Linked DNA regions of Homo sapiens: all the other regions are linked to region 3. Evidence: chromatin loops called from intact Hi-C (ENCODE). Cell type or tissue: Caco-2. All regions are shown on one strand. Links, peaks and the distances in the headings refer to the core of each region. The heading gives the core; the rest is flanking DNA.

Region 1 (5,894 bases), core at 1,558-4,057, 310 kb after region 3:
TGCCAGCGAATATAAGGCAGGCAGAAAAACATGAAAAGGAGAGAGACTGGCCTAGCCTCACAGCCTACATCTTTCTCCGGTGCTGGATGCTTCCTGCCCTCAAACATCAGACTCCAGGTTCTTTAGTTTTGGGACTCAGACTGGCTCTCCTTGCTCCTCAGCTTGCAGACAGCCTATTGTGGGACCTTGTGATCATGTAAATTAATACTTAATAAACTCCCCTATATATATAAGAGATATATATATAGGATCCCAGAATTGATCTCTGGGTATACAAACACAGGAACACATGGAGATAAACACAAAGTGTGAATATCTTTGTATTATCTACTATCATTCACAAGTGAGTACCTACCAAGGAGCAAGTATATTTTGGGAACTTGACTTCAGCCAGTTGATGTCATTGGCCCTGCCAGATAGGCATAATGGGCACATAAATCTAATTAATGCAGTGGCCACAGTGAAAACAATGAAGGCTAAGCATGGGCCCAACAACATGGGCTTCCACTTACGAAAGCTACTGCTACAACTGAATGCTCAACCTGCCAGCCAGAGAGATCAATTCTGGGATCTTAAATAGAATTTATCATCAAGGAGACCAACCAGATATTTGATGACTACACTGGGCCCCTTTCAAGCTGAAAAGCATGAAAACTTGCTTTAAAAGGAATAGATACATATGTGGGAGAGATTTTACTATTTCTGCCCACAAGATATTACTAGAACAACTATCCAATGATAAATGAAGTGTTTAATTCTCCAGGAGAGGATCCCACATATCACTGGTCAGATGAAAGGTCCTTCTTTATAGCAAAAAAAAAAAGGTGCGGAAGTGGCACACAACACTGGTTGTGTCACATATGCACCATTAGAAGCTGTTGATATGAAAGAGCACTGGGAAGTACAGTTAAGAATCAGCTCAAGAGACAGAGTGTTGTGAACATGGAGATATACCACTGCCCAGATTCTACTTCAAGAAAAGAACTGAAGTTGTCTCAGCATCTGGGTGGGTCAGTCTTTTCAGAATTTTCCTTGGCTGCAGACAGCTGTATAGCCCAAGGGCATGGTCTTCCTGGCTGGATCACATCCAGTGACTGATAATGACATTGTCTTACAGGCCTGGCCATTTCCCCTTACTGCGAGATACCAACTTGCCTCACGCAATGCACAGTTCACAACCTCCCCGCTGTGGGAGTAGCTGAGGTTTTGTTGTACCTGCCCCTGTTTGACTTCTCTCTCTACCCAATTGGGTTTCCTCCAACTATGGAGGCCCTTATGTAGTGTTTCCATTTCCAATGTCTGTTTTCCACATTTCTAATTATACTCTTTAGCACTTCCTCTTTTTATCATCATTTTATATGCAAAGGCCTGAAATTGTCATTGAGCAAAACCTGAATATCAAAATTTGAATCTCTCTTTCTTAGCCCAAGGCTGATGATATGATATAATCTGTGGCTTATCTGAAAAACAAAAAATAAAATAAATTGAGCACCCTCTACTGAAAAAAAAAAATGTGATCAAGCCAATTAACGGAAAATCTATTTCCTTCTTGAAATCAGTTTCTTATTTTTAAAATCAAGAAAAAAAAACAGTATGTTTCTGGTGGAGATTTTAATTTTCCAGGGAAATATATTTCACATCTAGTAAATTCAAGACGTTATTCAAAGGTAGCTGGAGTGTGATTACCCTCCTGAGAAATCACAAGTCTAACAACAATAGTATTTCTCAAATGGCTGCACTTCAGTCTTCACATATATTTGTTGTTTTCCTCTTTCTGCAAGCATGATAAGGCACATGTTTATTTTGTTTCATAATTAATTTTAGTTTCCAGGAGAATTAATTGATGTATTTATTCTGTTTTAACAGAACATACTGAATGTTTACTTAGGTATCAGACTCTTGACCAGTTGTTAAGGGTGTAAACTTAAATAAGATATGGTAATTTCCTTTTTAAAATTGTTTCCCAACAAATGAAGTGCAAATTGTTTCTTAAGTGGGCTTTATTTCTCTGCCATCTTAGTCTGTTAATTCAGTTTGTCAGAGATCCCTTCTTTGCTAATTGACCAAGAATTTAATCTGGTAAATCACAATGATTTGGGGTCATTTTGCTTCTAAGAACATTCTCTTTTTAAAGACAATTTCTAGCCCCAATAATATTTTCGGTGTAAAGTCCTCTTTATCACTTCTCTCCACCGCAGGTTGCAGAGCAGCAGTAGGGAGACAAGCTGACACGTTCCTTCATTTATTCTTCTTCCACTTTCCTCCTCCACTTGCTCTGATTCTTCCTGCTTATTGTGGACTGTGAGCAGAAGAAAGGGGAATGAAACAAGGACAAAATGTCACATTCTCTTCCTATGTCATCCCTGTGGTTGGTGTGCTTTCTCCTGGTCCTGTGATGGGTAGCATTGCTGGGTTCTTCAGAGAAACTGAGAGACACCCTTCCCCTGAGAACCTCCCACTTCCCTGTCACTGACACTGATAGCACACTTTCTGCCTGACCCGTTTCCTCCCCACTTTCCTCCCCAGTCAGGCATTCCTCTTGGATGGAGGTGTTTCAAGAGGATCTGGTTTCAGCTATTCTCTACAGTGTCACTCCTCTCAAGCCAACACATACATCCTGAACCCACTAATGTGTGTAAGCACATGGGTCCCTCAGCTCCCTCTGCTGTCCATCTGCCTCTCATGGGCAACTCCAGGCAGCACCTGCCTTCTTCAGAGCTCACCAGGAGAGAAGCAGGCATGAGGCTCTCTGCTCACACGTGCCTCCAACCTCTGGGAAAACATGTCAGGATCTTTCTACCAAGAACCCCTTTTAATGCCAGCTGCAGCCCTAGGCAGGGCTCCCTGACTCTGCTGCCCACCAAGCCTCACCCAAGAAGTGAGATGCAAGCCAGCCCTTCATTACCCAGAACACCAGTCTTAAGTGTCCCCACCCCTTCCTTGCATGACTTCAAGTGGGTAAGGTAACGTCCTTCCCTGTTTCTCTCCATAGGAAAGAGAGAGAATCACCACCATAGCGTTTGTACTCAAATGAATTCTCTTTTTCTTCCTTCTTCTTTTTTTTTTTTTTTAAATGGATGGAATCTTGCTCTGTTGATCAGGCTGGAGTGCAGTGGTATGATCATAGATCACTACAGCCTCCAACTCTTGGACCCAAGTGAACCTCCTGCCTTAGCCTCCCCAGTAGCCATTAGTACAGGTGCTATTTTGGCTGCTTTTTGGCAATACCTGCATAGATAAGTTCAGCACTTCCCTTCAGACTGCAGATGTTGTTAGCCCTTCCCACCACCATTGTTTTCAACCTGTAGGTTTTAGCCAAAATTCTAAGACAGGATGAAAAGTCCCCTTTCACATCCTGCTATAAAACAATTTAAGACACCATTATATATTATTCTAATATAAAACTTAGTTCTATTTATAAGTGTAATAATTTATAAGGGAAAATTGCACTTTGTAGACAACTTGAAAGAAGTGAATGATGAAGAAAAATGAACATATTGAGTTTACAATAATTTCTATGTACCAAAATCTTTCTTTAAAAAAATCAGCAGCTAACATATCAAAGAAATTCTATATAGAACTGTAAATCCTTGTCAAGTAGGCATCTCATAAACTTTTGTTATTATTTCCTTTATGTCACATCTCAAGAGCTCTCCCACTCTTCTTCAATACTTAAAGCAATTGCTTTTCTTCCTTCCCCCAAAGCTCAGCTTTAGCAGGAACTTGGTCTCCCCAAAACCCTCCATTCTTGTTCCTGCTGAAGGCAAGCCCACTGTTCAGTTGTGTCTTAACAGAACTTTGCTAATCACTATGTGGAATAAGAAACCCGGTTCAATTACAATGATTACAGACAGAATCCTAAGCTCTTCTGACAACATAAGTCTTAATGTAATGTATTTGAACCAGTTCTTAGAACTCTAGCCTCTGTCTTTATCCCGAAAATGGACCTCATGCAAAATAGCAATGACAAAACAAACAACAAAAGCAAAGCAAACGATAGAAAGACCTCCTTTTTATCCTAAATTATAGCATAGTCCATGTGCAGCCTTCCATAAACTTGGCAGAATGCAGAGGAATAGCTCAAACTTCAGAGTGGGACAGCTCTGTTAATTCCTGATTAGGAAAACTTGGGCAAATTGTCTAACCATCTGAGTCCCTGGCTTCCTTGATCATGAAAATGGGAAGGATATTTATCTCTCAGGTTGTTGTGAGAATTAAATCAGATAACAAGTAGAGGTCCTAGATCATAGTATGTTTTGGTTACTGACAAAACTTCCAATAAAAATTAGATGGTTCTTCACTTTAAGAGAAATGCAATTGAGGTATGACAAAGACGCCTACTCACAATGTCCATTTCTGAGCACCTCAAAAATAATTGTCCCCTAGTTTCCTATTAGGAAGAACCCTCTTCACATTCCAACCACTGAAGAGAGAATCGCGGGTCTGTTCTTGAGGCAGTGGGGGTGGATTTGTAAAGGTGAACCAGAGATATTGAACCAGAGATGTGATTTGGAGCCCCGTCTCTGCCGCTTCCCAACATTATGTGGGAAAGTAAGTTGATTCAGCAATTCCTGGTGCACAAGAGTGCTCATAGCAATGTTGATCATTGAAACAAAACATGAAAAAAGCCTACAGTCTATCAACACTGGAATAAACCAATTTTGTTATATTCATATAATGGAGTATGGGACAACAGGGAAATGAAAGAACTAGATCTCTATTATTTATTTGAATTTTGTAAATAAACTATTGAATGAAAGAGGCAAGAAAAAAACTACACAATTGATTCCCTTTAGTAGGTAATATCAAACAGTTTTCATAAGGGACTACACAAATTTAAACTCCCTTGAGCACTGGATAAGAAATATCATTGCTCCACACCCTCAAAAGCAGCTTTGTAATATTTGGGACACCAATCATTGTCAGTTGTATATAAAGCAAATATCTTCTACTTTGAAGCTTGTCATTTCACTCCCTTTGTGGTGTCTTTTTGATATATAAAAGTTATTGGGTTTAATGAGCTCGTTTATTAATCTTAGCCTTTATTGTTTGTACTTTTGCTCACAAAGAATAGTAGATTTTTCTTTGTTATTTAACACAAAATAATTACTGTCATTATTCTTTTTTGGCACTCCAATTATCAACTTTGTCAAGTGGGAGCACTGCCCAGCAAGGTCTTGTGTTTTTCGTTATTGTTGTTTGCCAATCTTATATGTGAAAAATGATATCTGTGTAGTTTTAATTTGTGTACTTTTTTATTCAGAGTGAAGCTGAAATTTTTTCATGTTTAAGGGCCATTTGTATATTTTTTTCTGTCATCTGTCTGGTTGTGTTTTCTTCCCATTTATTACTTGGTTTAGTCTTTTCATTCTTGATTTTTAAAAATAATATATTACAGAGATTAACCCTCTATCTGTGATATAAGTTTTAAATTGCAACAACAACAAAAATTCCCATTTTGTCATCTGCTTTTACTTTGCCTATGGTTTTGTTTTACTTTGGTTAGTTGTTGCTACTAAACAACTTGTTTAGTTGTCGTTTTTTATAGTTGCTTTTAGCAACATTTTAAATATTGCATCTGGCTTTTGAGTTGTTTGAAAGATACTCCATATATCTAGGTTATTACAAAGTTTATTCTGTATGTGGTATGAGTTATGGGTCCAATTTTCAGCTCTTCTCCAAATGGCTACCAATTGTATTAATACCACTTATTTAAAAGTCTATTTCCTGAGGGATTTGAGGTACTTCCTTTATAATGAACTTAGTATCCATGAGTATCTATATTGACTTCTGCTTTCCTATTGATCGCTCCATCCATTTATTTTCATTACACAGTATTTTATTTGTAAAAGCTTTCAGTGTATTTTCATAACTGGCCTTAGGTATTCTTGCAT
Region 2 (5,894 bases), core at 1,951-4,450, 390 kb after region 3:
CTGCAGAAACAGACCAAATCTACAAGACCCCTAAATGCAAAATCAAATTGTTTGACCTGACAATTTCAAACTCTAACCCTCCCTTTCAATTTTGTCATATATATGGCAATAAAAAGGGGCAGGTAGCATAATCCTCTACATTCTTATTATGATTGGATTTGACAGCCTGTCAAAGTTGAGAAAAAATTAATCACATAATATTTGACAGTGCAGCCCAACTTTCAAAATGCAGCCAAGATCAAAAGTGCAATGGTACAGAACAGCGGGGCTTGGGCTAAACATAAAGCACTGAGAAATTCCATCTAGTCAAATGGAGGACTATCCTTCAGGACTAATGCCCAAACTATGGATTTAGCCCTTTTCCCTTCCTATCCTGTCATGGGGCCTATTGTAAAGAGTCATGCAATGAAATAACACTGAGATATTAAAGACTTGTGATCAACTAATGCGTTAAGTCTCTGAAGTGCGTTTGCCATAATATCACATCCTGGAAAAATAAACTCTAGTTATTAAACTGAAGACACTACTGCAGGACTGAAAGGGAGATTGATGTGAATGAAGGGATGGAGATAATTTCTTTAAATACCCCAGAAATCCCATTATATAGGCTCACACAGAAGTCTGAACAAGGAACAAAAGTTGGGGAACACAGGTAGTTGGTTTTCAACTTGTTATAAGAAAGAACTTTCTAGTAACATCAAAACCAAATTAATGATAAGAACTATCATTTAATGCATGCTACTATGTGCCTATTACATTCTGTATATAATTTCATTAAATCTTCATAATGACCCTTTGTAAATTGCCTCACATCACCCCTGAAATCCAAAGCCAGACAGTCTGATGCTGGAAGCACTGTTTTGGTAACCATGTCATACTCTCTATACCTCTAATAAATACGATTAGTCAGCAGTAGGACCAGATGCTTCATGAAACTGTATTATTAAATGTCACTCAAGTTAATCAATCAGTTCTCTATACCTGCCATGTACAAAGGATATAATACATTTCAACTGATTAAATTATTTGTCCTTAAAAACAAATGGATTTAAAAGTATCTGTTAATATTTTATTCCGTAACAATCTTTATTTTGTGTAGTATTAAATTGACTTTTTTTAATTTAGTGTGATTGTTCCCATTTTTAAAAATAATTTATTAGAGAAAAAAACATTCATCCTTTAAATTAACAAATACAGTATGATACTATGCAATGTATTTTTAACCATGGAAATAGATTATAAATATACTTTGAGAGAGAAAATTCAGATTGAGAATTGTGTAACCTATTTTCCTATAAAATAAAAACTGTTAAATGTTATATCTAGAAGAATACCATTAGCATGAATTTGTTGCTTTCTCAATAAATTGGTATGACCTGAATGTCAGAATATATTACGTAGCATTCACTGTACTCTATCCTGTAATTAAGAATGGAAATCAGTATGCGCTTTAATGGACCATCTGTAAACATGAGATCAAAGAGAACCAATAAAAGTAAAACTAAGATCTCAGGAAAAGCCTCAGATTCTCAAGGCTGCCGTGAAGTGTGCGACTCACTATTCCATCGAGGATCCTTAGCCTTTGGCTTTTCGTGAAGAGCACCAAGGAAATGCTGAAAAATCTAAAAAGTGTTGTGGATCAAATGAAAAAGGACTTGTGGGAAATGGAGAGATAAGTGATGAGGCTGCTTCTCCATCTAAAATCTTAGCATATGATTTTCCATTTTTTTATTTTAAAAAATGTATTTGCCACTTAGATAATCAAAAATATGTTCCTTTAAGGCAGTCTAGATTTTTGCTGAGCTATCATGAGTAACTGAGTAATTGTTAAAAGTAGACACACACTAAGTGGACAAGAAATTTTAGACATTTTATCCATCCTCCATAACACAAATGTACAGTATAATACACTATGTTATTTAGATAAGATAATGCTTATTGGCTTCTTTCTTCCCATAAAGTTATATAAGAAAAAAAGCCCTTTTTTTTGGCTCATTAGGAGCACTCTCCAAGTAAATCAAAGAATTCAGTTCTGAGAGCCATTCTTCTGCCATGCTCTCACTGATTGCTGGCAGTGCTAGGTCATGTCAAGATTCAGGAATAAGCTCACAATGCCTGTTTCTGGGGCAGCCACAGAATTTAACCTGCCAGGTTATAGGCAGGATTCCCCGAATTCAAAGCCTTAAAATGGAAGGATGACCAGGATTTAAAGATCGTGTTTGTGGGTGTAAAAGCTAAAGAAAATATTCTTTACCAACTCTATCCCTTTTTTATCTTTTTTATATTAAAAGATATAATTTATACCCCATAAGTGCAAAAATTATAGCATTTAATCCTGATATTTATTTACGGGTTAATAGTATATATTATATACTACCTATAGTAAGATACACATTATAAATGTTAAATGTACATTTTAGAAGACTGTAATAAAGATGAATAATAAATACCCTTTAATTTTAATTGTTAATGCTATAATGCATTTCCTTTCACTAACATTCATTATGTTACTACTATGTTTAATGACAGTAATGTGATTAAATATACTTCCTTATATTTTAAATATGTATTTAATATTTTGTGATGCAGAGATACACAAGTCAGTTTCTAAGGTTAGCTTACATAAATATTGGGTTGAAATGACTGAAAATGTATTTCAAAAGATTCACATCCAGAAGGAGGCGGAGCATGGCCAAATGAAACCCTCCTGTGATCCTCCCCCTACAGGAACACCAAATTGATCAACTATCTGTGCAACAAAGCACCCTTATAAGAACCAAAATACAGGTGAGCAATGACAGCACCTGGTTTTAAGGGCATATTAAGGAAAGAGGCACCACAGAAGGTGAGAAAGACAGTCTTACATTGCCTACACCACCCTTCTCCCATCTCCTGGAAGCACAGCACAGACAGAACATATGTGTACTTGGGGGATGGTGAGTAATTGTGGGACTCTGCATTGGAACTGACTGCTACCTTGTCACAGTGGAGAGCAACACAAGGCAGAATTCTACTGATGCCCACAGAGGAAGCATTTAGACCATTTCTGGGCCAGAGAGGAATCCTCCACCCCAGCAGTAGGAACCAGATTTCCAGTTAGCTCCACCAATTGACTAAAGTGACCTAGGGCCTAGAATAAATTTGAAAGGCAGTCGAGCCACAAGAAAACTGGGGGCAAGTCCTGGTGCTGCAGTGGGACCACAGCCAGTGGACTTGGAGCGAACGTGACCCAGTGAGATGTCAGCTCTAGTGGCCATGGGAGTGCTTGTGTCACCCATCCTCCAACCGTAGGCAGCCCAGCACAGAGAAAGCGACCCCTTCTGTTTGGGGGAAAGTGAGGGAAGAGAATGAGAAACTTTGCCTAGTAATCTAGGGAGTTCTCTTGGATCTTACACAGGCCCACCAAAGCTGTACCTCTACCAGGCTACAGAAATTACAGCGTTACTGGGCTTGGAGTGCCCCCTAGTGCAATTATGGCTACAGTGACCAATGACTTAAATCACAATACTCAATTTTTTTTTTTTTTTTTTTTTTTTTTTTTTTTTTTTGGAGACGGAGTTTCGCTCTTGTTGCCCAGGCTGAAGTGCAATGGCGCGACCTCGGCCCACCACAACCTCCGCCTCCGGAGTTCAAGCGATTCTCCTGCCTCAGCCTCCCGAGTAGCTGGGACTACAGGCATGCGCCACCACACCTGGCTAATTTTGTATTTTTATTAGAGACGGGGTGTCTCCATGTTGGTCAGGCTGGTCTCAAACTCCCGACCTCAGGTGATCCGCCCTCCTCGGCCTCCCAAAGTGCTGCGATTACAGGCGTGCGTAAGCCACCGCGCAAGGCCCACAATACTCAATTATTTGAATACCTAGAAATCCTTCTCAAGAAGGACAGGCACAAACAAGTCCAGACTGTTAATATTAGAATACCTGACTCTTTAATGTCCAGAAATTGATGAATATCTACAAGTATCAAGAACATCCAGGAAAATATGACTTCACCAAATGAACTAAATAAAGAATCAGCCACCAGTCCTGGAGTGGCAGAGATGTGTGACCTTTCCGGCAGAGAATTCAACATGGCTGTTTTGAGGAAGTTCAATGAACTTCAAGATAACACACAGAGAGGGAAATCAGAATACTACCAAAGAAATTTGACAAAGAGGTTGAAATATTGTAATAAAAATCAAGCAGAAATTCTAAGGCTGAAAAATTCAATTGACAAACTGAAAAATGCAACAGAGTCTCTCGACAGCAGAGTTGATAAAGCAGAAGAAAGAATAAGTGAGCTTGAAGACAGGCTATTTGAAAATATACAGGCAGAGAAAAAAAGTAAAAAGAATAAGAAAGAATAAAGCACACCTATAAAATTTAGAAAATGGCTTCAAAGGGGTGAATATAAGAGTTATTGGCCTTAAAGAGGAGGTAGAGAGAGAGAGATTGGGACAGAAAGTTTCTTCAAAGAAATAAAAGAAATCTTCCAAACCTAGAGAATGATATCAGCATTCAGGTACAAAAAGGTCATAGAACACCAAAGTCTTATTTAACTCAAATAATTTAATAACCAACCTCCCAAAAATCAAGGATACAGCAGGGATTCTAAAAGTGGTAAAAGAAAAAAAAATAATAACACACAAAGGAGCTCTGATATGTCTGGCAACAGGCTTCTCAGTGGAAACTTTATAGGCCGTGAAGGACTGGGATGACATATTCAAAGTGCTGAAGGAAAAATAACTTTAATTCTAGAATATTATATCCAGCAAAAAATATCCTTCAAACCTAAAAGAGAAATAAAGACTTTCCCAGGCAAACAAAAGCTGAGAGATTTCATCAACACCAGAACTGTCCTACAAAAAATGCTGAAGGAAGTTCTTCAATCTGAAAGAAAAGGATGTTAACAAACACTAAGAAATCATTTGAATGTATAAAACTCATTAATAATGGTAAGTACACAGAATACTCTAACACTGTAATTGCAGTGTGTAAACCACTGATATGTCGAGTAGAAAGACTAAAAGATAAACATAAAAAATAACAACAACTTTTCAAAAGGTAGTATAAAAAGATATAAATAGAGACAACAATAAGTCAATGGCAGGAAGGGAATGGAGTTAAAATATAGAGTTCTTTAGTTTTCTCTTTCCTTGTTTGTTCATTGTGTTTTTTTTCTTGTAACCAGAGTTAAGTTGTCATTCATTTAAAATAATTGGTTATAAAATATTATTTGCAAGCCTCATGGTAACATCAAATCAAGAAACCTACAATAGATACACAAAAAATAAAAATCAAGAAACTAAAACATGCTACTAGAGAAAATCACCTTTACGTAAAGGAAGGAAGGAGGGAAGGAAGGAAGGAAAGAAGGAAGGAAGGAAGGAAGGAAGGAAGGAAGGAAGGAAGGAAGGAAGGAAGGAAAGGGAAGGGAAAGGAAGGAGGGAGGGAGAGAGGGAGGGAGGGAGGGAGGGAGAGGCAGGGGAAGAAGGGCCATAAAATAACAAGAAAACAACAAAATGGCAGAAGTAGGCCCTTAAATGTCAGTAATACCACTAAATATAAATGGACTAAACTTTACAATCAAAAGACTGACTGAATGGATAAATAACAAGACCCAACTATATGTCACCAACAAGAATCTCACTTTACTTATAAAGACATTCACAGACTGAAAATAAAGGGGTGACAAAAAGTATTCCATGAAAATGGAAACCAAAAAAGAGCAGATGTAGTTATATTAGAAAAAATAGACTTCAAGACAAAAACTGTAAAAAGAGACAAAAATGTCATTATATAATGATAAAGTGGTCAATTCAGCTAGAGGAAATCACAATTGTAAATATACATGTACCCAACACTGGAGCACCCAAGTATATAAAGCAAATATTATTAGACCTAAAAAGAAAGATA
Region 3 (5,894 bases), core at 1,282-3,781:
AATTCAGCTCATCTAGGAGGAAGGAAGGAAACGTGTTCACAACTGTGCTAAACGTCTGTAGATGTCCAGTACTGATTCATTTTATTTTTTTCTAAGAGAAGTAGGCAGCAAGATAAATGGCTGAGTCAAAACTAAATACTTGATGCTTGAAAAAAAAAAGAAATAAAATAGTCAAATAGTAGACTATTATGGTTACAAATGGGGCACAATTGTGTGGCAGGCATGAACTTACTAGGGATTTGGATGAAAACAGGCTGGGGTTTGACAAAGACAGAAAATGACAAAGACAGTTTATGATGAAGACAGAAAATGTCAAGAGCACTGTGGGTTTATGGAAGGGTTCATGAAATGCAGTAATAACTGGTATGGCCAACAGCATATAATCTCAACAGCAAAAGAAGTTGAGGACATGAGGAGGAACAGATAGCAGAATAATGGTAGGACCAATGAATTAGAGATCTTATTTGGATTAATAATTGTAGTTTGGGTAAAAGAGCTTATAAGTTGGAGAAATTGGAGGAGATTGGTAGATGGAGAGAATAAAATTTGAAAACTACATTATGGAGGAGTTGTAGCTATTGATAATAATGATATTTAGGTATGACCATAGGCACAGAGATGACTGAGGTAGAGGGAGGAAAATATTATTGAAGAAAAGGGATTGAATGACCAATATTTTAAATCATTTTGTAAATATTAAAAATCTCAAAAATCATTACAACAAAGATCTGAGGCCAAAGCCTCAGGTATGCTCAGGAAGAGAAATGAAAACCACCTGGAATTATCAAAGAAAAAGCAAAGGAGAACTACTACACCTCCTGGTCAATGATGCGTGGAGTGACAGAGAAAAGGAGCCACCAACTCCTCAAAAAGTGAGGAGAACTTTCAGTGAAGATACGAGTGATAAATAGGGTGTGTTGACGAAAGAGGTGTATCCCAGAGTATAAGAAGAAGGTTTTAGGAGCAAGTGTGAAGTGGGATTAGGGTGGGGATAGACAGAACTGCAATGGGATCCAAGGTACTGGTGAAAAAAGGTCATGGGAGTTTGGGCTTGTTTGGGGGACCTGGAGAAACAGTGATAAATGGCATAGTGTCAATGTCTTAATGCAGATTGTCGTGATAATGCTGGCTCTATGGAGTTTATATTTAAAAATTGATGCTGTAGTCATGAAAAAATTATTCTTATGGCAAATGAGAGAATAAGTCAGTGCTAGGAGAGGATTTAATTGCAATAAAATTATGAATGATATACAAATTTTCATGAATGACAAATGCTGTTAATTATTTCCAAATTGAAAAATAATGTATTTAAGATTATTAAAATCTTACAACCTCCCAAAGGTTTCCAATTAAAAAGTGAAATTTACTACATTCAATTTTAGCTAAAGATCTAGATTAGAAGACCAATAGGCCAGTAAGCCTTAATAAGTCTTTAATGTAAACTTTTAACCTCATTTAAAACCAGATTGTATTCAGTCTAAGTTATTTAGTGTTAAGTGACTTTATTAATAAGTTCGATTGAATTATTCATTAACTGATACAGTATCTTGAGCTTTGGTGAAAATTTTTATTTCTTTCTGGAGTCAAAGAGTTTTAAATGTTTTGGCTCATTTTATTAAGTTACAACAATGTCCCTATATGTAATGAATGTCTGCAATTCTAGTCTAGACTAAGAAATGAGCTTGCATTGTGAACTGAGTCACCTCAAACATGTAAGACAATGTGAGTAATGGTGAAAATGCTAAAACCTCGTAAGTATGTGTTCCATGTGGGATCCTCCTGCAAATTTAACACAAAAGCAATGTCATCTAATTGTTAGCATATGGAAAAAATACAATTCTGACAAAAAGAAGAGGCTTGTCACTTCATTTAAGTATGATGTACTCACTGCTAACAATGAGCTCTTTGCCTGCTCTGTTATTAGCACCTCACTTTCTTGTGAATTTCTAATCACAGTGTGAAAATTCTATGCTAAATAGCTTCAACAATTATGAGGAATGCTCTATTTCATCATTTTGTTTCAAAGTATTTTGTAAAAAATATACTGACATTCCCAGGATGGGGGTGGGGCTGGAATCATGAGAATACTATCAAAAGTCAAAAGCGGTTTCTAAAAGGGACATGTCCTAAGGACAGAGGCATCCTCAGTTGCTAAAGATATATTTAAACAGGAAAAGTAAAGCTTTAATAGCTCTTTCAGTGTCCATCTGTGAAACCTGCCACCCCTTCCAAAATGGATGCCACCTCTGTCCAAGATAAGGTGTATCTCTTTTGTAGCATTTCAACACCGTTGTGTTTTCAAATAGCAGTCAATCAACACTGGCCCAGGTGAACTTCAACTGTGCACAGAATCATCACTCAGCTTTCCCAGAAGTGGTTGGCATCCTTAGAGGGAAATCAAAGACCGAAAAATAAATAAAACCACAATAAAACAATAACAAAAGCATACCACCTCCACACCTCCAAAACACAAAGGAATAAATTTTTAAATATTAAATGTTTAAAATTGTGATAAGGTCTACCTAATATTCCACATATGGTGCTAAGTAAGGTGTGTCTTGACTTTCCGAATCCTTGTGTCCTTTTCACTATGATCAATTCATCTAAATCACCCACTGTTACTTATATGTCACTTGAATGATAATGGCTTTTGTTTTTACAATTCTAGAAATTTAAATCCTGCAAATTGAACTGTTTAGGCATGTAATTTTAGTTCAGAGAATTTTCTCACCTAGAGCTCTCACTAGGTGACACTGTTCTACCACCTAGAAGTGCTTCCAATTGTATGCACGAAAGGACCGCCCGTACTTTTTTGCCTTCCTAAGAAAGGAGCTACATTTTGAAGAATTTTGTTTTCATAGATCTCAGATTGTGCCAAATTTTAAATGAAAAAAATATTAGTTTTTCATAACTTGAGAGAAATTTTTTTTGAACTGTGAAGTCTACTGTATTTGTTTGTTTGTGAGGTGTAAAAAGCTTTATGCCTAGTCCCCAATTCTTAAAATCTGTATTCAAAGCAGTATCCAGTGATAATGGCTGATATATGACTATTTATTTTGTATCAGGTACTATCTTAGGTGCTTTATGTGTATTGAATAATGTAATCCTCAAAGCAATCTTAAAAGTCATGACTGATTTTCTTTTTCAAATTATTTTAAAATAAGAAAATGGGTGCACGGAAAAGTTAAATAAGTAATCCATCATCATACATCTATTAATTAACAGAGCAACCTCATTGAGGAGCCTGTGTACTTGACCACTGCCAACTGTTCCCTCTCATTCTCCATGACTACCTACAGATCAACCTAACTGATTTCAAGTTCAGTTTCTCACAAAACAGAGATTGAAAGTCAACAATCAGTTTCTTTTATTTTTTGGTTTTAGCATAATAAACAATATCAAATCCAGTTTTATATCAATGACATGTAAGTGTTAAGGGGTGAAGTCAGCATGCATAAATTTAAATCTCAGCCCTATAATATACTGGATATTAAAATTGGGCAAGTTATCTAAACTCCTAAAGCCTATAAATGGGGAATTTTCACAGTATCTAACTCAAGTAGCTATTGTGAGTATTTAATCAAATAATTGATTGTCATCTAGCACTATTCATGAGATGTGGTTATTATTATTTGAAATACTTTTCAAGCAAAATGAAATTCTTTCTGGGTGCCTTCTCAGATTAACACCAAAGAGATGATGTATTATGAATACAGAATTAGCTAATTTGAAGATAAAAGTGTACTCATAAAAAGTTAAATATTTTTGGACATCTACCTGCAATAATAAATGTAGCCTTAGCAGAGTTAATTTATAATATTCTTTTATACCATAATTGGACAGGTTTATTGAGGTTTCCTGTGAGAAAAACTAAGTCATTTCATCTACACATAATCTTCTAAGAATCAGGTACTTACTCTCCTCCAAGATGGGGTAAGGACAACAATGTATTAATGGTCTGCTATGTTCTGTAGATGTTAGCTTTTTCTTGTAACACAATCCGTGCCTCCTCACCTCCCTCAACAATCTCTTTCCAATGTGTCCTCTTACAATTTCACTGTATTATGAGTACATTCTCCAACTCTTCTACAGATACATACTCTACTTACTGTCTTTAATTAAGTTCTAAAATGACTTTTCATTCATATTTTTATTGGTATTTTATATTGTTTTAGATTTAGGCGGCACGTGTGCAGGTTCTTTACATAGACATATCACATAGTGGTGAAATTTGGGCTTCTAGTGAACCCATCACCCAAATAGTGAACATTGTACCCAATAGGTAATTTTTTATCCCTCATCCTCCTCCCACCCTCCCCTTTTTTGGAGTCCCCGGTGTCTATTATTTATTTATTTTTTATTTTTTATTTTTTTGAGATGGAGTTTCACTCTTGTTACCCAGGCTGGAGTACAATGGCGTGACTTTGACTCCCTGCAACCTCTGCCTCCCAGGTTCAAGTGATTCTCCTGCCTCAGCCTCCCAAGTAGCTGGGATTACAGGTATGCGCAACCACACCCAGCTAATTTTGTATTTTTAGTAGAGATGGGGTTTCTCCATGTTGGCCAGGCTGGTTTTGAACCCCTGACCTCAGTTGATCCACTCTCCTCGCCTCGCAAAGTGCTGGGATTACAGGCGTGAGCCACCGCGCCTGGCTGGTGTGTATTATTGCTATCATTAAACTTGTGTGTAATCGTTGTTTAGCTCCAATTATAAGTGAGAACATGTGGTATTTGATTTTTCTGCTTCTGAGTTATTTCACTTAGGATAATGGCTTCCAGTTTCATCCCTGGTTCTACAAAAGACATGATTTCATTTTTTTTATGGTGGCATAGTATCTCATGATGTGTACCACATTTTCTTTATTCAGTCAGCTGTCGATGGACACTTAGGTTGATTCCATGACTTTGCTATTGTGAATAGTGTTGTGATAAACATATCAGTGCAGGTGTCTGTACGATAAAATGATTTCTTTTCTTCTGGATAGATACCACGTAGTGGGATTTCTCAGTCTAATGGCAGTTCTATGTTTAGTTCTTCGAGAACTCTTCATACTCCATAGAAGTAGAACTAATTTAAACCTTCCAGCAGCAGTGTACAAGTGTTTTCTTTTCTACACATTCTTTCCAACATATTTTTTGACATTTTAATAATGGCCATTCTAAATGGTATGAGATAGTATCTCAGTGTGGTTTTCATTTGCATTTTACTGATGATTAGTGATGCTGAACATTTTTCACATTTTTGGCCACTTGTGTGTCTTTTTTTAAGAAATACTGGTTTGTGTTCTTTGTCCACTTTAAAAAAAAATTATTATTATTATTTTTAGAAATGAGGTCCCAGCTACTCAGGAGGCTGAGTCAGGAGAATGGCATGAACCCGGGAGGTGGAACTTACAGTGAGCCCAGATCGCGCCACAGCACTCGAGCCTGGGTGGCAGAGCGAGACTCTGTCTCAAAAAAAAAAAAAAAAAAAAAGGAAAAAAAAAAGAAATGAGGTCTTGTGATATTGCCCACACTGGTCTCAAGCAATCCTCCCACCTCAGCCTTCCAAAATGCTGGGATTACAGGCGTGAGCTACCATGCCCAGCCTGACCACTTTGTAATGGAGTTAGTTATGTTTTCTCCTTGTTGATTTGTTTGAGCTCCTTATAGATTCTGGATATTAGTCCTTTGTTGGATGCATAATTTGCAAATATTTTGTCTCATTCTATAGGTTGCCTGTTTACCCTGTGAAAGTCTATTTTGCTGTGCAGAAGCTCTTCGGTTTGTCTGATTTGTCTATTTTTTGTTGCTACATTTGCTTTTCATGTTTTAGTCATAAATTCTTTGCTTACTCAAATGTCCAGAAGAGTTTTTCCTAGGTTTTCTTCTAGGATTTTTACAGTTTCAGGTCT

Evidence for each region. Peaks named below come from ENCODE experiments on the same cell type or tissue, not always from the same donor. Only the 100,000 strongest peaks of a DNase experiment are listed, where the experiment ranks them.
Region 1: a loop joins it to region 3, with 38 times the contacts of the local background. A loop is called at or near these places in 4 of 110 quality-filtered maps.
Region 2: a loop joins it to region 3, with 16 times the contacts of the local background. A loop is called at or near these places in 34 of 110 quality-filtered maps.

Annotation. Positions count from the first base shown.
Region 1 is chr4:162,956,625-162,962,518 of GRCh38, forward strand. No RefSeq gene overlaps it. Among named protein-coding and RNA genes, the nearest start is that of MIR4454, 130 kb to the right of the region's middle. In Caco-2, for the core only: no CTCF peak of the experiment used is centred there; a DNase peak (open chromatin) is centred at 2,667.
Region 2 is chr4:163,034,882-163,040,775 of GRCh38, forward strand. No RefSeq gene overlaps it. Among named protein-coding and RNA genes, the nearest start is that of MIR4454, 56 kb to the right of the region's middle. In Caco-2, for the core only: no CTCF peak of the experiment used is centred there; a DNase peak (open chromatin) is centred at 3,460.
Region 3 is chr4:162,642,822-162,648,715 of GRCh38, forward strand. No RefSeq gene overlaps it. Among named protein-coding and RNA genes, the nearest start is that of MIR4454, 450 kb to the right of the region's middle. In Caco-2, for the core only: a CTCF peak has its summit at 2,748; no DNase peak of the experiment used is centred there.